Linked DNA regions of Homo sapiens: regions 1 and 2 are each linked to region 3. Evidence: chromatin loops called from intact Hi-C (ENCODE). Cell type or tissue: heart right ventricle. All regions are shown on one strand.

The links. Hi-C counts contacts between places; a loop is a spot of excess contacts. Peaks named below come from ENCODE experiments on the same cell type or tissue, not always from the same donor. Only the 100,000 strongest peaks of a DNase experiment are listed, where the experiment ranks them.
Region 1: it touches region 3 in a loop (4-fold over the local background); 41 of 110 quality-filtered maps call a loop at or near these places.
Region 2: a loop joins it to region 3, with 5 times the contacts of the local background. A loop is called at or near these places in 50 of 110 quality-filtered maps.

Annotation. Positions count from the first base shown.
Region 1 is chr16:25,820,198-25,828,197 of GRCh38, reverse strand. The region is part of intron 1 of HS3ST4 (heparan sulfate-glucosamine 3-sulfotransferase 4); the gene reads right to left. It also overlaps the pseudogene LOC100420641. Among named protein-coding and RNA genes, the nearest start is that of HS3ST4, 130 kb to the right of the region's middle. In heart right ventricle, no CTCF peak of the experiment used is centred here; no DNase peak of the experiment used is centred here.
Region 2 is chr16:25,834,922-25,842,921 of GRCh38, reverse strand. All of the region lies in intron 1 of HS3ST4 (heparan sulfate-glucosamine 3-sulfotransferase 4), which reads right to left. Among named protein-coding and RNA genes, the nearest start is that of HS3ST4, 150 kb to the right of the region's middle. In heart right ventricle, a CTCF peak has its summit at 4,013 (motif pointing left); a DNase peak (open chromatin) is centred at 4,031; H3K27me3 peaks cover 2,339 bases.
Region 3 is chr16:27,105,009-27,113,008 of GRCh38, reverse strand. No RefSeq gene overlaps it. Among named protein-coding and RNA genes, the nearest start is that of C16orf82, 42 kb to the right of the region's middle. RefSeq lists enhancers at 1,919-2,465, 2,466-3,014 and a silencer at 3,053-3,252. In heart right ventricle, CTCF peaks have their summits at 2,974 and 3,174 (motif pointing right); DNase peaks (open chromatin) are centred at 2,718 and 3,118; H3K4me3 peaks cover 1,286 bases; H3K27ac peaks cover 1,667 bases; H3K27me3 peaks cover 4,209 bases.

The DNA.
Region 1 (8,000 bases), 1.3 Mb after region 3:
GAAAAGAAAGAAAGAGAAAGAGAGAGAGAAAGGAAGGAAAGGAAAGGAAGAAGGGAGGGAGGGAGGGAGGGAAGGGCTGCTTATGAGGTACTATGCTTTTTATCTAGGTGAAAAAATAATTTGTACACCAAATCTGTACATCCTGCAGCACACAATTTACCTCTATCAGAAATCTACTCATGTGCCCCTGACCCTAAAATAGAAGTTAAAAAAAAAGAAACCTCCTCTCCTCATAAAGAAGCTTTCCTCACTTAGTATCTTCTGAATCTGAAACTTGGTTTCAACACGAGCTCTGCTGATTGCTAGCTCCGTAGCTTGTGACAAGCTTCCTCATCTGTTAACATGGAGGATAATTTCACAGAAGCATCTTGTGAATATTAAATGAGCTAAAATTCACAAATCAATCTGGCACATAGTAGGCCAGATTGACTCTTGAAAGAAATTTCTACAAATTAGGAAACTTTAAAACTTTACCATTTTAAAGTTTAAACTTTAAAATTATCTAATGTAAGGGAGAAACGAGAATATGCTAAATGTAGCATCCTTGGTGGTTTTTATTCTAAGAACCTCTTTTTGGGACTTTATGTCCAAATGATTACTTCAGTAAATAACTGATTTCCGCTAAGATAGAAACCAAAAGCTTGTTGTTGTTTTTTTTTTTTTTGTGAAGACAGCATTATTCTGTTTATTACATTGACAATTAACAGTAAGTTTTGAAAGACAGGAAAGTCTTCAAAGGAATTTGGGGAACTGTATTCTGACTTGTCAGTGAATGCTGTGGCCTTCCCTGTCCCACCTAAATGACATCTGCCTGGGTCATAGACACCTGCAGGTGTCGATCAGGGTATGGATGGCAGTCACTCTCTGCTTATTGCTTGAACGAAGGAATTGCAAACTCTGACACTATTATGGAGCTGATCCCTTACTGGCTCGGACAAGGAGAAAGCCAGTTTGTAGGACCGTGTGGCTTTCTATGCAACTGACACACAGAAAGACCAAATGGCTCCAAGAAAGAGTCTGAGAGCAGCTACGTTGGATCTCAATGGCTTTCTGATTATTGGTCCTAGTGTCTCGTCCCTGCTGGGTTTTCAATTTCTGGTTCTAGCCTCTTGAGAAGTCTGGCTCTATTTCTTATTAACTTCCATTTTCTATCTTTGAGTCCATATAATAAAGTGCCCTTCCTTTTCTTTTTTATTTTTTTCTGTAGCCTAGTTTGAATGATCCTCTGTTACTTGCAAACAAAGGCACACCGAGGACTGCAGCTTTTCACTGAGGTTGGAGGTAATACTGAGGATCATCACTGTCTTGAAAATGGCACATTCTGGAAGACTTGAAAAGGGCAAGCATGTCTGATTTATAAAGAGATAAACCCACTCATGGAAATTATATACCATGAAAGCTATTAAAATCACCCGGGAAATTACTAAAATAATCATGCCTCCCTTCAGCCACAGGCTCCTATCCCTCCAACTTGACGATTCAACTGCTTCCTTTGTTGACCTCACCAAGACATTTTGTCACTGGTTCCTAGACTATCTTCCTTTTTTTTATAGTGCCCTAGCCCCACCCCACTCCTCACATGTTCATTTCCCTTGCTAGGTGCATTTGGTCCATGGTTCTTATTTTTGCAATTTCCTTGATAATATCCTTGATTTCCTTGATATCCTTGATTTCCTCAATAATATCCTTGCCACCCAACCCCTTCCCCATTTCACTAGACCCACCAGGGGGAAATTCCAGGCCTCTATGAGCCATGTCCTCCCTTTATCTGCATGCAATGGACTGAATTGTGTCTCTCCACCAAAAAGAAAAATTATGTGTTTAAGTTAACCTCCAGTACCTCAGAACGTGACTGTAGTTGGAGACACTCCAAATATGGGTGCAAGTTTATGAGGAACAGACACCTACAAGAGGCACCTGCACCCATACTTGAAGCTATGCTGCTCTGAAGCCTGAAGGAGTTCTTGAGGTCCAGAAGGAAATTCTGTAGCAGAAAAAAGGCCATTTCTACAAGATGCACGTGGCCAGCAGGGGCAGGAGATCATCTTTCTGAGCTCCATAATGAGCAAGTTCTAGGAAAAAACAAGCCATCTGGAGAATAAGTTCACCTCAAGTTTGTCATATTGGATGAGATCCTAAGACTCAGCAAAGACACTATAGAGCTCTTGTGGGATGTGCCCAAGCTGAATGATGAAATATCCCAGGAAAACACATACCTACACAGGGGGATCCTAAGATTCTAAGACCCTAGAGACTTTAAAGGGCAAAGAATTTCTGGTGGGACACCAGGACACCACCTGTCACAACTATTCCATGAGTGATCTACTCTTCAGCGGTTCATCTAAAACATCAAAGTATGGGCCTCATTTACCAACTCCAGTGACAGAATACACTAGAAGAAATGCTAGTATGATGATGAAGCTTTGCATCCAGAGACCAAATCCTAGAGTGGCTCTGCAGATGATATCATCATTATCTGGGACATCCAGAGCCTGAATAAGGTGAACACAGTTAGCACATATGGCAGTCTTACGTTCACACAGGTCTCTGCACACAATGCTGTTGAGTGGGTTCCAAAAGACCAAAAATTCTGGAATATTATGAATACCAATGTGGAGCTAAAGGAGTTGAACAGCCTCCAGCAGTAAGCTCAGGACCCAGTGGTGCCCCACAGCAGCATGAACAGTGGCTCCTACAAGACCATCAAGATCTGAAACACCCAGACCCTCAACTGCTTGCATGTCCTGCAGACGTCCAGCTGCAAGATCTACACCATCACCATCACAAACCATTGCACCATCTATGCAACTAGGGGAACCCCAGTATGTTAGCTTCCTAAGTTTGCCATAGCAAAGTACCACAATCTGCTGACTGATAACAACAGCAATTAATTCTCTCACAGTTCTGGAGCTGAGAAGTACAAAATCAAGGCGTAAGCAGAGTCATACTCTGAAGGTTTCACGAGAGGATCCTTACTTGCCTCTTCCTAACTTCCGGTGGTTGCTGAAATCCTTGACATTCTTTGACTTGTAGATGCATCAGTGCAATCTCGGCTTCTGTTGTCACATGGGATTCAATCCGTTTGTCTCTTTTGTCTTGATGTCTTCACAAAGAATTCTTCTCTCAGTGTGTCTGTGTCCAAATTTCCCTCTTCTTGTAATGACAACGATCATTGGATTAGGGCTCATCCTATCCAATATGACTTCATCTTAACTTGATCACATCTGTAGAGACTCTATTTCCAAATGAGGCTACATTCACTGGTTCTGGGTGTTAGGACTTCAACATATTTTGAGAAAGGCATAATTCTGCCCATAACACTCATCCACATGTGAATCATCAAACACAAGGAGAAGGTGCAGAACTGATAGCCAGTAGGGCACTATATATGACTTGATAGTCATCTCCATTCCAGAACAGACCAAAGACTTCTATATGTGGCACCTCTGCCCCTGGGACCTGGAACAGGAACAGCCAGATCTGCACACAAGACCCTCGTATGCTGATATGGTTTGGCTGTGTCCCCACCCAAATCTCACCTTGAACTGTAGCTCCCATAATTCTCACGTATCATGGGAGGGACCTGGTGGGAGGTAATTGAATTATGGGGGCAGGTCTTCCCCATGCTGTTCTCTTGATAGTGAATACGTCACATAAGATCTGATGATTTTATAAGAGGAGCTCCCCCGCACAAGCTCTCTTGCCTGCTGCCATGTAAGACATGACTTTTCTCCTCCTTTGCCTTCCGCCATGACTGTGAGGCCTCCAAAGCCATGTGGAACTGTGAGTCCATTAAGCCTCTTTCCTTTATAAATTACCCAGTCTCGGGTATGTCTTTATTAGCAGGGTGAGAACAGACCAATACACATGGCAACTGGGAGAGTGCTGTGCTGGCAATGTCCCATATCTGGCCATAAACAGTATGTGGAAGGATCGGATTTGCTCATTGAGTATTCAGGCCAGGTCTTGGTTCTCCCTGGAGGTATCCTGAGTCTGTCTGAGCCAGGCCTCCCTATCAGCAGACCTCCCTGTTTCTGTGTCTTCCCTTCAGGGGCACCTGACTCAGCCAGGGCCCTCTCAGCCCAAGCTCAGTGAACTGCACTCCACACTTAGCCCTGTTTCTCCCAGGGCTGCCAAGACGAATGACTCACACTGTTGCCAGGCACAGTGCTTCCTCAGCTCAGTTCACTCTTGTTTCCCTCTCCAAACAGACTTCACATCACTTTATTCAAGTTCTCTACTGCTTTTTAGGCTGTTAGCAAATTTTATTACTTTCTGATTTAAGTCAAAATAAGGCAAAAAATAAGAGAATATATAAAAAAACAGTGGCCTTAGGCCAGGCGCAGTGGCTTAAGCCTGTAATCTCATGACTTTGAGAGACCAAGGCAGGCAGATCACCTGAGGTCAGGAGTTTAAGACCAGCCTGGCCAACATGGTGAAACCCCATCTCTACTAAAAATACAAAATAACTTAGCTGGGCATCATGGTGCATGCCTGTAATCCCAGGTATTCAGGAGGCTGAGGCACGAGAATCGCTTGAACCTGGGAGGTGGAGGTTGCAGTGAGCCAAGATCATCCCACTGCACTCCAGTCTGGGCAACAGAGCAAGACTTCATCTCAAAAAATAAAAAATTAAATTAAATTAAAAAGTGGCCTTGGAGAAGACTTCCTGAAAATCTTATAATTCCAATAAATAATAAATCATCCTAAATGATGAAAGGAAAATTAAGGTGGGGAGGAGTTGTATAATGAACTACATACCTCATCCCTGCAATTCCTTTTACCTGGGGGTGCTTCCTCCTTTTGGACAAATAAGCAGTCATTATCGTAGGAAAGGAGTTGCAGAAACAGAGAGAAACAAGTCTTTCTCTTGCTTTTGTCTTTGAGAAGTTTAGATCTCTGTGTTTCACAAACCTAAGTCCTGAGGGAAATCAAGAAGCAGAAAACACAACGTGTAAGAGCATCCCTGAATAGAAAGAGTTCCCTGGGCTAAAGAAATCCCCTTTTCTGGAATGCACAATTATGGCCACTTGGCACATATTTCTGGGAATCTTTCCTAAACATAGCAGGTGCAAAACTAAGTGTAAAGAAGAAGCTGGGGCTTGAATTGCAGGTCCCTTTCTAAGAAAACACGATGCTGTTATTAAAAGTAATCCTGTGGGCTGGGTGCAGTGGTTCACGCCTGTAATCCCAGCCCTTTAGGAGGCAAAGGAGGGCAGATCACTTGAGGCCAGGAGTTCAAGACCAGCCTGACCAACATAGGGAAATCCTTTCTCTACTAAAAATATAAAAATTAGTCAGGGGTGGTGGTGCACGCCTGTAGTCCCAGCTACTTGGGAGGCTGAGGCAGGAGAACCACTTGAACCTGGGAGGTGGAGGTTGCAGTGAGCTGAGATCGCACCACTGCACTCCAGCCTGGGTGACAGAGAAAGACCCTGTCTCAAAAGAACAAAAAAAAAAAGTAATCCTGGGGGAACACACACCTCAGCTTCTTCCCCCACCCACCCTCCAAATATGAAGGAACAAGTGCTGAAGAAAAAAGCACACTATCAGGGACCTGAAGAGTTCTCCTTAACCCAGTGGTCCTCAGCAGAGGGCAACCTTGCTTTCCCACAAAGGGACACTTGGCAATATCTGCACACATTTCTGGTTGTCACAACTGGGAAGTCCTTGTATCATCACAAGGCCAAGAGACCATTCCTACTCCCAAGAGAAAAAATAAAGTCTAGGAGTAGCTGGGTGCTATGGTCTGACCGAATATTTGTGTCCCCCCAAAATTCATATGTTGAAATCCAACTCCCCGAGGTGGTAGTATTAAGAGGTGAGGCGTTTTGGAGGAGAGGAGGTCACGAGGGTAGAGCACTCATAAATCGGACCAATACTCTTCTAAAAGAGGCTCAAGAGAGACCTCTTGAGTGAGGCAAGAGTGAGAAGCAGGCTCTCACCAGACACCAGATCTGCTGGCACCTTGATCTTGGAATTCCCAGCCTCCAGAACGGTGAGAAATAAATTTCCATTGTTTACAAGCCACAAGGTTTACAGTGTTTTGTTATAAGAGCCCCCAATGAACTAAGACGCTGGACTTCCCAGAACAGTCCTTTTTCACCTACAGAGATTTCAAAGAATAGACTGGGCCTAGACATACCGGGCATCACAAATACAGGAGAGGATGAAAAACAAGACAAGTAGATGCAGAAAGCCAGTCTATGAGACATCTGATTCATTAAACTAAAGGAGAAGTCTCAAATATGCAAAGCTCCACTGCTGTGACTGCCAAGAAGAGAAAACCTTTTTTTTTCTTTAAGAGATGGAGTTGGCTAGAGGGTAGTGGCACGATCCTCAGGTCACTGCAACCACCACATCCTAGGTTCTAGCAATTCTTCTGCCTCAGTGCCTGTGCATGCCCCTATGCCCAGCTAATTTTTTGTATTTTAGTAGAGACAGGATTTCACTGTGTTGCCCAGGCTGGTCTCAAACTCCTGAGCTCAGGCAATCCACCCTCCTCGTCCTCCCAAAGTGCTAGGATTACAGGTGTGAGCCACCGTGCCCAGCAGCGAAAGCCTTTCTAAAAGCAATTTTACAAAGAAAGAAAGCATATGGAAAAAATTGATAGGTTTACTCAGATAAAAATAAAAACAATCTATAAAATAAGTAGCTTTAAAAAGAAAATGATCATAGAGGAAAAGCTATTGCAACAGACCAAACAAATGCAGAGCTAGGAATATTACTATGTGAAGAATTCTTATAAATCAATATGAGGAAAACACATTAGAAAAAATGGGCAAAGGACATAAGTAAACCTGTCAATCCACCTAAAAATGCAAATGTCATAATCAAATGAGTGATAACAGATTTAGCATCACTAAAAAATTCAAAGGTGCGGGAGGCCAAAGCAGGTGGATCACGAGGTCAGGAGATCGAGACCATCCTGACTAACACAGTGAAACCCCGTCTCTACTAAAAATACAAAAAATTAGCCAGGCTTGGTGGCGGGTGCCTGTAGTCCCAGCTACTCGGGAGGCTGAGGCAGGAGAATGGCGTGAACCTGGGAGGCAGAGCTTGCAGTGAGCCGAGATCGCACCACTGCACTCCAGCCTGGGCGACTGAGCAAGACTGTCTCAAAAAAAAAAAAAAAAAAAATTCAAAGGCGCAAATGAATGTCAATGTCTGCTGGTAAATCTACATATTGATAGGAGCTTTCTGGGGCATCAAAAAAGCTATAGCAAAGCCCTAAAATGAGTAAACTCTTCATTCATCAATTCCACTTATTCGACTTGGTCCTAAGGACCAATCATCAAGCTGAAAAATGAATTTTAAAAAAATAGTAGGCCAGGGGCAGTGGCTCATGCCTGTAATCTCAACGCTTTGGGAGGCCAAGGCAGGAAGATCACTTGAGCCTAGGAGCTCAAGATAAGCCTGGTCCACATAGCCAAACCCCGTCTCTACAAAAAATTTAAAAAATTAGCCAGGTCTGGTGGTGCTTGCTTGTAGTCCTAGCTACTCACGAGGCTGAGGCAGGAAGATCTCTTGAGGCCAAGAGTTTGAAACCAGCCTCGGCAACATAAAGAAATCTGTCTCTACAAAAAAATAAAAATAAAAATAAACAACAACAACAACAACAACAAAACTTGTATTAATTAGCCAGGCAGGGTGGCATGCACCTGTAGTCCTAGCTACTCAGGAGGCTGAGGCAGGAGGATCTCTTGAGCCCAAGAGGTCGAGGCTACAGTGAGCTATGACTGCACCACCGCACAATAGCCTGGACCACAAGAGAAAGCCCCTGCCTTAAAAAACAAAAAAGAAAATAGTAAAAATGTTTCATGTCACACAAAGAACAAGGTCAAAGAGCTGTCCTAACTTGCCCAAGTTCCTTCAGCTGTGAAGTAGCAAAATGGCATTTGACCTCAGATTTGCCTTCTTCAGAGGCCCTACCCAGGCTTGTCAACAGTCAGTCACTGAAAGACAGCACAGGTGGTCAGTAAGCAATTGTCCATCAGGCA
Region 2 (8,000 bases), 1.3 Mb after region 3:
CACCATCTCAGAGTTAGCCAGTATTATTGCCCTCATTTTATAGGTGCAAAAAGTAAGGTTTTTGAGAGTCAAAATAACTTGTTTAATATCACACAGCTAGCAAACAGTGGAGCCAGTACATCTGCACACTCACTCACCCAGGAATAGACTGATTATATGATCAGACAGAGTGTCTATAGGATCAGATACCTATAAAGGGGTACTAAGCCTCTTGAGTTCAAAATAGCTATTGGTCCCTGAAGTTCCTAATTTCTAGGATTCTAGTGGTGGACCCATACTTCCTAATTACTTCCTAATAATGGGATTAATAAAACACAAAAACAAAGAAAGATTTCAGGGTTAATTCAGTTAATTTACTGGGTATCTAAAACATGCCAGTCCAGGTCCAAGATACTGGGAAGAAAAAGATGAAAAAGGCAGCTTCTTCCTTCCAAAACATCACAGTCCGTGGGCTAAAGAGAAGCAAGAAAAATAAAAAATCACAGTACAGTGGGGCATATACGATCACTGAAATCTGTGGGAAGTTTTTAAGAGCAGATTGGAAGAAGTCCATGTTGTTTGACTGTGTCAGTTATCTCAGTGTGTGTTAACATAAATGCAGATCTTTCCATGTGAAATTCTTAGATGTTAATATCAGGACTACAAGTATTTCTCTCGACCTGGAAGAAGTGGTTCATAGTGCCATGTGTAATTCCAAAAATTTAAGCTAAAGCTTTAAGACTCCTTAAGGTGACCTTTTCTTCAACAAAAGGCAACCTCAACTGAGCCACTTCTCTGCCCACTGGAAAAGGGCATGCTCTGCAGCTGGACTTGCCATACGATAAAAAGTCCAAAATGTCAAGGAGCCATTGACTTGCATGTTTGTGCCAATATATTGCAAATATGGTTTTTTGTAGTGGTAGGGCTGGGCTCAGCCCCAAAGTGCCAGATGGTGCTGAGTACTCAAGAATAAAGCCATCTGCAGAACAACTCCTTCTACGGCCATTACAATTTGTACTGATTATAAGCCTCTATCAGAATGTCTTTAGGACTCTTATCTATGGATAATCCCATACTGTTCATTACAGCTCTGGGTTTAAGACCATAATGACAGTTACAAGAATGGGAAAACATATTGAAGCAATAGTCTCCACACCACCCACAGACGCAGGTTCTAGTTCCCATTATGCCATATTCATTGGAAACTCATAGACTGGAAGACAATTGAGACCTACTCGGGAAGGTGAATCTAATGACACAAGGAGCTCCATGAGATTGTCTCTGGTTTTGAATAAAATCTGAAGGAATAAAATATTAGAAGATTATTTAATATTAAATAAATATGAAAATTAAATACAGGCCAGGCACAGTGGCTTACACCTATAATCCCAGCACTTTCAGAGGCCAAGGTAGGCAGATATTTTGGGCCCAGGAGTTCTAGACCAGCTAGGGCAACATGGTGAAACCACATCTATACAAAAAATACAAAAATTAGCTGCCTATAGTCCCGGTTATTCCAGAGGCTGAAGTGGGAGGATCCCCTGAGCCTGGGGAGGTTGAGGCTGCAATGAGCCATGATCACGCCACTGCACTCCAGCCTGGGTGACAGAGCAAAACTCTGTTTCAAAAAAATAAAGTGGCCGGGCGTGGTGGCTCACGCCTGTAATCCCAGCGCTTTGGGAGGCCGAGGAGGGTGGATCACGAGGTCAGGAGATCGAGACCATCCTGGCTAACACAGTGAAACCCCGTCTCTACTAAAAATACAAAAAATTAGCCAGGTGAGGTGGCGGGCACCTGTAGTCCCAGCTACTTGGGAGGCTGAGGCAGGAGAATGGCATGAACCCCGGGGGGCGGAGCCTGCAGTGAGCAGAGATCGCACCACTGCACTCCAGCGTAGGTGACAGAGCAAGACTCTGTCTCAACATAAATAAATAAATAAATAAATAAATAAATAAATAAATAAATAAACAAACAAATATAAATTAAAGTAAAGTAAATACAAATCTCATTTGGCCAACTATGAGAGTCTTCTGTCTTAGACCAATAAGCTTACTTGACCACAGATGGCCCATGGATTGGGTTTGGCATCCCAGGCTCTTTCATGTGTAATATTTGGGTGCTGCTTCTACCAATAAAAACTCCACAGTGTTTATTTGATCCAAGCTGTAAGGATGTGTAATACCTTATAAGAGGATGTTCTGTAGGTGATTAAATTCTTTGCTGAATCAGTTTTGGCCCCAGTAGGTTGATACTTTATTTCTTTACAGTGCTCAAAACATTAAGGTCCTCATAAAATGAATTAATGATCCATTGTAAAATGCCCTTTATGGAAAAAAATCACTTTTATATTCCAGGAAACTGATATTACATTATCTTTACCATCATAATATGATAGTATCTAAGAACTATTTGCATAGAAACACTAGCTAGGCTGGAAGCTACGTGATGACCAACAACTTATTTGATATTAGGAGTAAAATAAAATATGAGAGTTATTTAACTTAACCTATTGAAACACCCTTTGGTGGAACAGTCAAGATACCAAAAGACTTCACAGAATCCATATGCCATGTGGGTTTCTGGATTGTAGTAGTTGCGTCTCAAAATGCTCAAAGGAATCCTAAACCTATTTTAAATTCCTACTGCCATAACTGAAACTCTCTGTCAGCTGTTTGCAACAAAAGGCTTCCCAGAAATAATTTTTGGGACATTTATGTCAAAGAGATTTAAGGAAAATTGTCGACAGGAACCTTATCTGAACTGTCTCTATCACTCTCCAATCATGCACCAGTGAGTATCAGTATGAAAGTGATATACTGTTGATCAAGGGTGCCTTATGGTGTTGTAAGAAGAGATCGACCAGAAAGAACATTTTAGTTTCCACTGATTGACAGGCCATGGAAGGTATAACTCAACCATATCATTCTGGACTTAACCACTGTCTTCTAATACAAATATTTCATGATAAAAGTATTCCACATATGGTTTCTTCTCGGCCTATACTTTCTTCCTTTTGACCAGGAGTGTTAACCTTTTTTCAGCAAAGGGATTGGACCTGCCTTAAAATGGAGCTCAAGTTCAATGCCACATAAAGTTCGCAGTGCTGATTGGCTTTTGTGATCATCACTTCAACAATAAAATTAGATGTTCTTCCAAGAGTGGGGCATGTCAAGGCAGAAAAATCCATCCTAGAGCCTCTTATGACTGACCTAGACTCTCATGCTAAAAATTTATCATAGACAAAACAGTGAAGAGCGATATTCACTGATCACTGTTGTGAGACCCTGGCATTTTTATAAACACTAGAATATAACACAAAGCCCTATTGTCAGGAAAAGAAAAAGACCATGTAAATAACTGAAAGAGAAGTCTCCTGTGTATCAGAAATTGGAGATCACTCAATGAGAATGCTAGTCCGGAGGGTGGAGAGGATGTTTTTATTTTCCTGATAAACATGCATAATGGCTGAGAAACCACTACTAACTGTCTTAAAGGTAGAAAATTATGGGAATATTCTAAAACAAAAATGGAGGAAGGGAAGATCCAATGGGTGATTTCACATGTTATCTCTGTGAGTTTCTGCTTCCTTTTGTCTTTCAAAGGGAAGGTCACCAGCAAGACAGCCAAGTCTTCCTTTGTGAGATTTCCTTTGCTTTCTTCATGATGTCTTCATAAAATCAGATACATCTTCCCAAACAGCTACATAAATAATAAAGTGATACACTCCCTACATTCCATAAATATATTATCTTTGTTCCAAGAAGTTAATCTTTAGAGATCTGTTTTTAAAGGATCAATACCAAGGAGGATATATACAGAGTCCTGGATTTACACATGTCAGATACTTTAATTTCAAGACTTTTTACTCAGGGTCGGTTCCTGTACTGTAGCCAGTCTTTAGGTGGCAGTGATGGTTATCTGACAACTTCAAAATGAAGAGGTCCCTAAACCTGCCAGATCCCCTTAACCAAAGGCCAAATTCCACAGTGCCAAGACCGATTTGATTTCATTTTATTTATGTAGAACAGTGACACCTAGTGGCAGGGAAGGCAAATCACAAAAGAGAATTCTCTGGTGGCACCTCCCCCATCTCATCGGGATTAGTGAAAAAAGTGACCCAAAAAGGGCTTCGCTCTTTTCTCGGCTGAGTGTTGGCCTTATTTTGAAAGTCTGCAGTGATTCGTGGTTAAGAGCCATCTCAGTGGGCTGGACCTATTCTAGCTTCTCTGGAAGGACGCAAACCCAGTTATAGATCTCAAGAGTGGGCGGGTCTAGGAAAAGACTTAGAAGGGACTGGTGTTCTAAAGACAGAGCGTGAGAAATAAACCCACCCCAGATCCTAAATAGCCAACTAAGGACACTGTGGAATTATCCAAAGACTCCAGGGTAAATAGCATGCTGAGGAAATTTTACCAGTAACAGAGAGATGGAAGAATGAACTGCAAATATGAATCACGATCCTATATTTGTTGGTTTTCTGCCATTAGACTGAGCTCCTTGAGAGCTGAAACTATTATCTTTGCCTTTTGTTAGAACCAGCCACATATGTCTGACAAATGGCAGGTGCATAAGTAAATGCTGAATGAAAGAGAGAGAGAGCATGCAATAAAGAGAATGAATCGGGTCAGATAAGTACTTCTGGGAAAACTAACTAAGATAAGAAGAAGCCTGCACTGTAGTCCCACTAAAGCTAAGATAGCTTTTAGCAAACTTGATGTAGTTAAATAGCAGCGGTAGTCGTTAATATCGACTGAATAAGTAGGATACACGATTCCAGCATATTTCTCTATTAGTATTCCTGTTTAGCATCTGGGAAACCAAAGCACATTTACATAGCTGAGAAGCTGCAGAGTTGGGGTTCTAACCCAGGCAATCTGGTTCCAGGGTCCGTTCTCTGCACCTTCATGCTGGGCTGCCTCCTTTCAATTAAAGTGGTTATTCACTGGGAAAACATGGACATCAAGATGGCAACAGTAGACACTGCGGACTACAAGAGGGGGAAGTGGGGGAGAGGGAGGTGGGTTCAAAAACTACCTTTCGGGTACTATGCTCACTATCTGGGTGATGGGACCATTCCTACACCCAACCTCAGTGACATGCGATTTACCCATAAAACAAAGCTGCACATGTAGCCCCTGAACCTAAAATAAAAGTAAAAAAATAAATAAATAAAGTGACGATTTAAGTCCCAAGAGAAGTATTTAATATGCAACAGGATTTTTTTTTTAAAGAGTGAGACCTGTCAGTGCATTTAAAATATGATTTACACATATTTCTTCAGTGAATCTGTTATATAGGACCTGTACCCTAACATGCGCCTTACAAAGGACTATCCTGGTTGGAATATTCACATATCCCATCAAATAGATAGCCATAGGTAGGCACTGAGCTCTCCCCATCTTAAAGACATTTGGCTACTATAATGTCAGCATATCTGACATGAGAAAGCGTTCTTATTCTCTGCTCTCTCCCCATGCCCTAGTCTTTTTAAAAACAAGATTCTTTCATTCCTTAAGAGTTCCTGGAAAATTTCTGGAAAATAATCCTCATCATTTTTTTCACATATTCCTTATCCAGCAAAAAACACTTCCCCCTGAGTCTGTACATAATCCCGGTTTGCCTACCTAGGGCCTTGTTCATCCAAAATGAGAGGAAAGCAAGATGTGGGTGTGGGTTCACACCCAGGATCCTCATGTGATTCCTCTGAACGTGAATGAGCTGAATGGCATCCAATGAGTTTTTTGACACAATGATCGTCTGCAGCAGAAATCTCATGGCTGACCCTAGTCCCCAAGGTAAGGTCAGCTGTTATACTGGAGAAGGGGATCTGCCATCGCCTAACTCCATTGGAAATCATCCATGAACTGCGGATTGGAAAATCAACCATGACTGGTCTCAACCCATACTGACCTGGAAAGATCTGGGGACAAAATGAGTCCCAAGAGAAGAGGTGAGCACAAAACCACATAACAATGCCTCTCTGAATGTCCTTTCTCATTACGATGGCCAGTGTTACTGATGAACCAGTTGTCGAGTACATTTTGGGAGGTACCATATCCATAGTCCTGAAGTCACCTTAACTATAAATTGTGTAGGCTTCCTTTAATATGAATTCTTGCTACCTTGGGTTTTCTGTTCCTTATATCCTTTATTCAAGAATTATGCAAGGTTATATTCTGGGTCTATTGTAATTTAACATTTATAGTCCATAGTGCCTCTGGGACTAGATTACCTCCCTGCATGATATTGTTTTTCATTTCTACGCTGACAAACACGCCATTTCAACTGTCACTTAAGCAGCCAGTTCAAGCTCTACTGTTATTTTAGCTCCATATTGTCAAACGGGTGGATTTATAAATGTGTTACCTGAAGGAAACATTCCCCTAAATAGCAGAAGTGGAGACTTTATTTATTTATAATTATTTGTTAGATTTGTAAAAATGTTCCTGTTGCTAAAAAGCCTCTGGCTAAATACAAATTAAAACACTTTTGAATGTAGTAAAATCAGCAGTGGCATCATTTTAATTACCCATTGGGAGATGTCAGGCAGCAAAGATGTATTTCTTTCTTTCCTTCCTTGGTTAACAGGACTGCCTGCTTAGGGATATGAACTTCCTGTCTACATGTCTACGACACAGACTGCCTGGCCCCCAGTCCATCTTCATGTGGTGCAGTCATCCATTTGAACCCCTATGCATGGGTAGGGGTCCAAAAGAAGACAGAAGGCACAGCAGAAATTTATTTTTTTGTAATTTTGGCTCCTTAGCACTCCTTCACCCCTTCCTAGTGATATCCTGATTTGGCGAGGGGAGGCCACCTGGGAACATCATGCCCTTCCGTTTTGTAGGCTTGGTAGGAAAATAATTCAGGATGATCACCTCCCAACTCAGAAGAGACCAGCTTGTTCCTCTTCTGGTCTGGACATGACTATGATTTCCGCCACCCAGCCCTCCGGAATGCCCTTGGTTTCTGTCCATTTCCAAGTATGGTCTCCTATTTCCCTTTCCTCAGTCCCCTTATTTTCCCACTAAGTTCTCTTCTGCTTCAGTGAGCCAGCGTCAATTTCTGTTGCTCGCAAGCAAGAAGTCTGACTTTTTATAGAGATGGTTAAAACAAAAACAAAACAGTGTGGCTCACCCTTTGGTATAAGAGAGAAAATGCAGATCTGTTTCCAAACCCAATCAGCCCCCGGCAAGTCACAACACATTTTTCTTCAGTGAAAAGAAACAGCACAGAATTGCCCTTATGCAGACCTGATTTTGACTTCTGACTTCTCCACTTACTGGACCTGAGCAAGTTCCTCAACCTCTCTATGCCTCCGTTTCCTCATCTGTCAAATGGGATTACTGTAAGCAGATTCCTGGGAAGTGCATGTAAAGCATTTTTCTCTATTGATGGCACATGGTAGGTACAATGCTCAATCAACGTTAGCCAACTTGATTTTTTTTTTCATCATCTGTCAACTGAGGAATAATAATATCCCCACTCACTCACAGAGTTATTTTCAGGATGAAATGTGTGAGACAATACTTTGAAATATAAAAAGAGCCTACAAGTAGGAAAGCAGGAAAAAATAGAGAAGCTGCCCTCTGGCTCATGCACAGAATTGAACTGACTCATATGGCAAGGCAGTGTTTGTTCAGCAATTCCTCTAGCAGGGGATGTTTAGCAAGTAGTCAGGAGTTTTGATGTTCAAACAACAACGGGGGAAGGAAAGCTGCCCTGGAGACTTAAGAGGCATATTTTAGGAAAGCCTCTCTTTTTAAAATTAATTAATGATGATACATTTTAGACATTAAATAGGCATAAAGAATCTTAGAATGAAAACCAACACACCTATCACTTAGCTAAAGAAATAAAACCTAACTCATGGTGATGAAACCCCTTGTGTAGTTTCTACCACATTCCTTCCTTTCTCTAATTTCTTTTGGGTTTTTTTCTTTGGTTGGTTGGAGGGATGGTTGGTTTATTGTTTTTTGTGTTTTGTGGTTTTTTTGAGACAGGGTCTCACTCTGTCGCCC
Region 3 (8,000 bases):
GCATGGTGGCAAGTGCCTGTAATCCGAGGTACTTGGGAGGCGGAGGCAGGAGAATCACTTGAACCCGGGAGGCAGAGGTTGTAGTGAGCCAAGATTGCACCACTGCACTCCAGCCTGGGCGACAAGAGCAAAACTCCCTCTCAAAAAAAGAAAAAAAAAAAAAAAGATGCACACACAAAAAAGGAAGAAAAATAATGGATGGCTTAATCTCAGCCTCTCTTGAAGCTCAGGAAGCTCACAGCAAAGTGCATATGACTTTACCCTCTGGATTTGCTCCCTTTGCCTACCCTCACCACTTCACAGGGAAAGGGGGCTTAGATGAAGTCCTTAGGAGAACCTATGTGGCAGATGTCCTCCTTACAGCTGAAGGAGTCTGGCATCAGAGAAGTTAAGCCATCTGCCCAAGGTCACACAGCACATCTGTGCACGTGAGGATTTGGACCTGGGTCTGTCTGATTCAAGGAAGCCCTGTGTAGGACTCAGGTGAGATATCTTGCATTAGACATCAGCCTGGAACTGGAGCTTTACTGCCCCAGGAGCTCTGCTCTAGAGACGGGATGTAAGTGCACCATCACGTGCACATCATTTGGGACTAGCTGGAGGAAATACATGAGCATTTGTGGCATGCAAGAAAGTGAGCAGAGCAGGAGCCTAGCAGACTTTTCTTTCTTTTTTTTACTGTTAAAGAATTGGGGGACAAGGAAGGGGACTAACATTTATGACATTCATTCATTCATTCATTCATTCATCCATCCATCCTTTGGTTCAATGATCCAGGTTTCTTGCTGGGCAGGCAAGTTACTTGCATTGTCTCATTCAATCCCCCAAATGAACAATCCAGCCAAGGCAGGAACCCCGCTTCATCCCTGTTTTGCAGGCCTGAGGAAATGGAGGCTCTGTGAGGGGAAGTGACTTGCTCAAGGTAACAGACCCACCCCCTCTCTCTTCCCTAAAACATTTTCCCCTCAGCGTAGCATCCACCCGGCAGCAGACTGTAGAGGGCAGGGGGTGCTGAAACCAGGCTGTCTGTTTAAATCTTGGTTCCCCTTTAATAGAGCTGTGACCTTGATTTCCACATTTGTAGAATGGGTTAGAAATGGTATCTACATCAAAGGCCTGCTGTGGAGATTGATGGAGATAAGGGATACAAATGCCTGCAGAGCAAGGGCTCAGAGTACTTTGGCTATCACTGTGATCTCCCTTCCCGAAATCGGTGTCAAGTTCAAGCTCCTTGAGGGAGGCTTCTCAGCCATCTCTGGGCTCTGTTAACTCACAAGCACCAGATCAACTCTGCTGCCTTCCCTGAGATGCTGCAGGGCCAGGTCCTGCGGGTGGGGGCGCAGGGATGGCAGGACAAACTCTGCCTTCGAGCTGTCATACCTGGTGCAGGAGACAGATGCAGGGACATGGCACATACACCCCCATGTAGTTAAGTGCAATTGTAAAGATGAGTTCAAATAAGAGCCATGATAATGGTGACCCCCAACCCGTCACTTTTTTTTTTTTTTTTTTTGAGACGGAGTTTCGCTCTGTCGCCCAGGCTGAAGTACAGTGGCACGATCTCGGCTCACTGCATCCTCCGCCTCCCTGGTTCAAGGGATTCTCCTGCCTCAGCCTCCCAAGTAGCTGGGATTACAGGCGCCCACCACCAGGCCCGGCTAATTTTTGTATTTTTAGTAGAGATGCGGTTTCACCATGTTGGCCAGGCTGGTCTCGGACTCCTGACCTCAAGTGATTCGCCCACCTCAGCCTCCCAAAGTGCTGGGATTAGAGGCGTGAGCCACCACACCCGGCCCCCAACCCATCACTTTTTAGTGTATCACCTTGTTGTATTTATTTCTTAGTACTTATTAATATTCAGATCATCGTGTGCATTTGTTGGTTGACTTTTGTATCGCCTGTCTTCAGCACTAAGTACCATATTTACCACGATCTCCTCACTGTCTAACATAGCTCCTGGCATCCAGCAGACACTCCGTAAATATTAATTGAATGTACCAGTGAGTTGTTGGGTGAAATGAAGCCCCACAAGTCAGCACTGTCCCTCCTGACATGGAGGAGAGAGGCAGGAGATAGGTGGCAGGGACTGTGTGGGCTCTGCCTCTGAGCCTCCCCGACCCCCTCCCTCGCCCCCTCCCTGTCTTTCCTGACCCCCTCCCTGAGCTCCCTGCCCACAGCTGAGGTCACCAGGGATGCTGGCAGGGACTGCAGCCTCTGGCCACTTTGGAGGTTGGCTCCCCACACACCCCCGGGTCTGGCAGCTGTTTGAGGTCAGCTCCCGGAGCTCATGGGAGTTTCCTGATGTAAGGCTGGTCTGGAGGGTCTGGGCAGCAGACTGTAGGCAGGTGGCGTTGAGCAAACCTCTGGAGCTCCCAGCATCTTTTCTTGTAGGATGGGAAGATCCTAGCATCCACTTTGAGCTGTATGGTGGAGTCCCGAGCCTGAGGGCTCAGGATGGGCCTTGGTGCCTTCAAACCGGGGCACTGCCACTTCCTAGCTGTGCGCGCTTGATTTCTCTGGGCCCAGCTGCAAAGTGGGGATAAATAGTACGACCTCATGGCTCCGGCTGGATTAGAGGAGTCCGCCTAGGAGAAGTGGCGGCCAAGAGCAAGCCCCTAGGCAGGATCAGCCGCGCCCTTTCGAGGGTCCAGGCCTGGTCCCAGAGATCCCAAGGGCCAGGGCCACGCCTGGGGTCCCCCTGCTCCCTGGGACCCTCTCGGAGCAGCTCCTTCTCCACTTCCCAGGCTCTATCCGTGGCCGCTGGGCTGCAGCAAAGAGCTTCTCTGAGTGCTTCGAACGTGCCTCTTAAAAAAAAAAAAAAAAAAAAAAAAAAAGGAAAGCCCTTTCTTGGAGAGTTGCCCACGGCAGACACAATTTAAATTAACTTAAACTATTTCCTTCCCCTCCCCCACCTCGTTATCCTTTTTCAGAGAGTAGGGAAGAGAAAACGTTTTCGGGAGAAAGCTACGGGAGGAGCTCCTCTCTCTCTCTTCCGTCCAGCGGATGCCGGGGCTGCAGAGGCCAAAGTTTGCAGCGGGCGCGGCGGGGCGGGAGCGGGGAGCGGCGGGTGGGGCGGCTGCTAAGGGAACGCGCGGGCGGCTCCCGGAGCCCGGGGAAGGAGGGGCGGCCGCCCCCGGTCCCGCCGCCGCCTCTGCAGTGCCGCGCATCGCCGCTGGGGGGCAGCAGGGCCCCGCGGAGGCCAAGTCCCGTCGGAGACCGCACAGCTCCTGGTCTCGTACCCCAGACCCGCCTTCCCTGACCTCCGCCCTGGCTGCTCACGGGACCCCGGGGACCAGAGGTCGCCGAGGCAGCAGCCCGCTCTCCTTGCTCCTCCCCTCTTTCATCTATCCCTAATTCATTAATTCATCCGTCCTTTCCGCCTTCGTTTCTCCAACCCCCACATATCACTTTTTCTCCCTTCTCCTCCTTTCCCTATCTTCTTTTCTTCCCTTCCTCCTCTTCATTCATTCATTCCTCCCTCGTATCCTTTCACCCACCCACCCACCACTCATCCATTCTTCCGTCCATCCACCCATCATCTATCTATCCCTCCAACTTCCCCTCCTTCCTTTCCTTCCTCCCTGCCTTCTTCCCTTTTCCCTCTTTCCCTTCCTTACTCTCTCTCCTTTCCTCCCTCCCTCCCTCCTTTCTTCCCTTCTTTCCCTTTCATTCTCCCTCTCTTTTCCTCCTTCCCTTCCTCCCTCTCTCTTTCCCTCCCTCCCCCTCCCTTCCTCCCTCCCTCCTGCCCTTTTTTCCTCCCTCCCTTCCTCCCTTCCTTCCCTCTTCTTTTCTTCCCCCACTCTTTCCTCCCTTCCTTTCCTCCATCCCTCTTTCCTCCCTTTCTCTTCCTTTCTTCTGGATTCTGGAGTCAGATTTAACTTCAGTCTCTGGGTACGTGGTTACCTGGCCTGCATGGCTGTTTCTGCACCTGGGAGGGGAGGACGCCTGGCCAGCCTCACAGAGCCGCGGGCAGGATCGAACCGGACAGTCGCAGAAGAGCCTTGCACAGGCTCCGCACCAGTGAGAGCCCAGGGCTGTGCCAGGAGGGGCACGTCCAGGCCCTTACTTCTCTAATCTGGCTGCGCCTTAGAATCACCCGGGAGCCTTTAAGACATACCGGTAACCAGAACTTCTGGTGGGTCCCAGACACTATTTTATTTTATTATTTTATATTTTATTTTATTTATTTTATTTTTGAGACAGAGTCTCCCTGTGTCGCCAGGATGGAGGGCAGTGGCTCCATCTTGGCTCACAGCAACCTCTACCTCCCGGGTTCAAGCAATTAATTCTCCTGCCTCAGCCTCCTGAGTAGCTGCCTGCCACCACCCCAGCTAATTTTCGCAGTTTTGTAGAGATGGGGGTTTCACCGTGTTGGCCAGGCTGGTCCCGAACTCCTGACCTCTAGTGATCCGCCTGCCTTGGCCTCCCAAAGTGCTGGGATTACAGGCCTGAGCCACTGCGCCTGGCGTTTGCTTTTTATTTTAATGGGCAGCCAGGGTGGAGAAATGATGCTCACGTTGTTTTTGATAGAGGCCAACTAGTGCCAGGTGAATGGGGGTATGGGGGTGAACAGAGGCAGTGGGACTTGACCGCACCCTCTGCCCACTGGCACATCTCCCCTCCTCCCGCTCCTCTAGGAGTCTTGGGGACTCCAGGATCCCTGCGGTGCTCCTGCCGCAATGCACCAAGCACACTCACACCCCAGGCCTTCCTCTGCACATGCCGTCCCCCACCTGCCTGCCTGATGTGTTATACAGATGCCTGGAGGCCACCCCTCTGTAGCACTCTGGGCCAATGCCCCTTCCCTGGCCACAGTTCCCAGGCAATCAGTGTGCCCCTTGTGCACCCCCACATAATCCCTTGCAGTTGCCTGTTTTGCCCCCATCTTCTCCTGTGTGTGGGGGTGCCCCAGGGACAGGGCTTAGATCTGATTCTTCTCTGAGTGTCCCAAGCCTGGCCCAGAGGAGGCACTGATAGAGGCGGATGCACTGATGTTTTGCTGCTAGGACTTGCTTTTGATAAAACCAGTGATATGGTCACCAGCAAATACCCCTTTTCCCTCCTGCCTGGGCCCCCCAGGACCAGCTCCAGTGGCTCTTCAGGGTGAGTCTACTTTCTGGGTGTGGTACTCCTCTCCTGGGTGTACCCAGAGCTTGTAAACTGGTCAGACTTCCCCCACTGATAACATTTTGTTTGGCATGCGGATAATTATTATTTTTTCCCAAGAAGTAGACCAGGTGCAGTGGCTCGAGCCTGTAATCCCCACACTTTGGGAGGTCAAGGTGGTTGGATCACTTGCGATCAGGAGTTCAAGACTGTAAGAAACATTCTTACCCATCCAAACCCAAAGAATGGACTCAGGGACATGGAGAACAGCAGAAGTGAGACTTTAATGGTGGTCTTGCAAGATTGGTGTCTGGCATGCAGGCACACCCAGAACGGTTTTAACAAGCTATTTACTCCCTAGCGCTCAAGTCCCTCCCCCAGTTCCTCATTGGCTGAGTACTATGGGGTTACAATCTTCCCGGACGTCACCTATTGGTGGTTGTATTAAGGTTTCAAGTATGTTCTTTAGGGTCTTTCTGCTGCCTTTTATTGCAGCCCATAATGCATTGCGACTATCTCAGGACTCTTTAAACATTTGACTTATGGCCCTAGTGGCTGCACTTGGCTGATAAGAAAGGGTACAATTATTTATGTTGCAAGCTAGCCTAAACTAAATTCTTTACTGGGGAGGGGGAGTTAAGGGGGGGCTCCAACCCATAGGCGCCTGGCTGCCGAGTGAAAGTAGAAAGCAGGAAGGAGAGAGGGGTGGTGGCTCAGTACATTCTGCTGCTTTATCTCCTTATTTCCATGTAACCTGCTTAAACCTATACTAAGACACTTAGAATTAAAAATGGGCCGCCGTGGCCGGGCTCTGTGGCTCACACCTGTAATCCCAGCACTTTGGGAGACAGAGGCAGTGGATCACCTGAGGTCAGGGGTTCGAGACCAGCCTGGCTAACATGGTGAAACCCCGTCTCTACTAAAAATACAAAAATTAGCCAGGTGTGGTGGTGGCTGCCTGTAATCTCAGCTACTTGGGAGGCTGAGGCAGGAGAATCACTTGAACCCAGGAGGCGGAGGTTGTAGTGAGCCAAGATCATGCCACTGCACTCCAGCCTGGGCAACACAGTGAGACTCCGTCTCAAAAAAAAAAAAAAAAAGAAGTAGTTGTCGATATTTAAAAACTGGCAGATTTCACATAAAATTGGGGATTTTTACCTTCTTTTCAAAACCCCAAAACTCTGGTAATATAAAACTGGCACCAGTTGGCTAAGCGAGGCATGGCTTCCCTTTAGACTGTGTGAGCTTCCTCCAGTTCATCACACACCCTCCTGGCCTCAGGCACGTTGGAGGTGAGGAGCTCTGCTGAGACTGTTTTAAAGAGGAGGAAGCTGAGGCCCAGCGAAGGCTGTAAACTTGGCAAAGGTCACACAGCAAATGTTTGGAGGAGCTGGGATCAGAACTCACGCTGGTCAGATACAGAGATGCAAGAGGCGGGTGGTCCGTTCTCACAAGGGTCTCTTCTGGAGAGAGAATGGAATGACTGAATGGGGAGTGGTCTGGAAGCCATGAGAAGCAGATGGGGCAGCTGGGCTGTGTCACCTGAGAGCAGAGATGCCTCAGGGAAGAAGTGGGGTCCTGGATAGTCATTTCCAGGTGGGAAGGAATGAAGGTGTTCTACGTGATTTTAGGAATACAGCCAGTATTCACTGGGCACTTATCATATGCCAGGCACAGTGCAAAGTGTGTTGAATGAACTCATGCGCTCTCCTTCATGACAGCCAATAAAATAGGCATTAAACATTTTATTTATTTATTTATTTAGATGTGGTCTTTGCTGTGTCTCCTAGGCCAGAATGCAGGGGCGCAATCATAGCTCGCTGCAGCCTCGAACTCATGGACTCAAGTCATCCTCTTGCCTCAGCTTCCCAAGTAGCTGGGATTACAGGTTTGCACCACCACAGCTGGCTCCTTTATAAAATTTTGTTTGTAGAGACAGAGTCTTGCTATGTTGTCCAACCTGGTCTCAAGCTCCTGGCCTTAAGTGATCCTCCTGCTTCAGCCTCCCAAAGCTCTGGGATTACAGGTTTGAGCCACTGTGCCCAGCAGACATAGACACATTTATAACCCTCCTTTTTACAAGAAACGAAGGCTCAGGGAAGGTTGAAATTTACCATGCTAGATTTAACTATTGGCATTAATATTTTGGTCTTTCCTCCTTCCTGAGTATCCAGGAAAGTACATTTTCCAGCCCCTTGCAGTTAAGCAGGGCCATGTGGTTAGCCCAGCCAATGAAATGTGGGTGGAAGTGATGGGTGCCACTTCCGGGTTGAAGCAGGAAGAGACTTTCTGTAATTATCCAGTGTCTTTCTCTCTCTTGCCCTGGTGGTGGTAGATGAGGCTGTGTTGTGGTCCTGGAACCATAAGTTCCAAGTGGTTCCTCGCATTGCTACGTGGCCACATCTGCAGCAGATTTGCATGACGCCAAAGGGACTTTTCTCTTGTGAAGTCATTGAGATTGAGGGATTGCAGCAAATCTCAGCCTACCTCAATTAACACATCCTACAGCTGGGAACTGGTGCGGCTGGGATTTGAACTCAGATCTCTCTGACCACAGACTGAAAACAGAATCAGGGAAGATGGTTGTAGATTCAGGGACACACATTTTCCCCACCTTCTGCATTTTAACATTTTGAAATCAGGTTTCGTCTGATAATCAATGGCACCTCACAACAGTTGTTGGCCTGTTGGTCGTGTGAGCTTTGTCTTTGCCTCGTATCTTTTGGCAAGATTTTCTTTAAACATAAAGGGCCAACATCGAAACTTGAAGAACGAATGAATGTCTGCTTGAAATAAAACCTCGGGGACAATGGTAGAACATTCTTTTAAGAAATGTTGCATCACTTACATTCTTGATGTCCTGGAAGATGCTATTGCATGAAAAACACAAACAT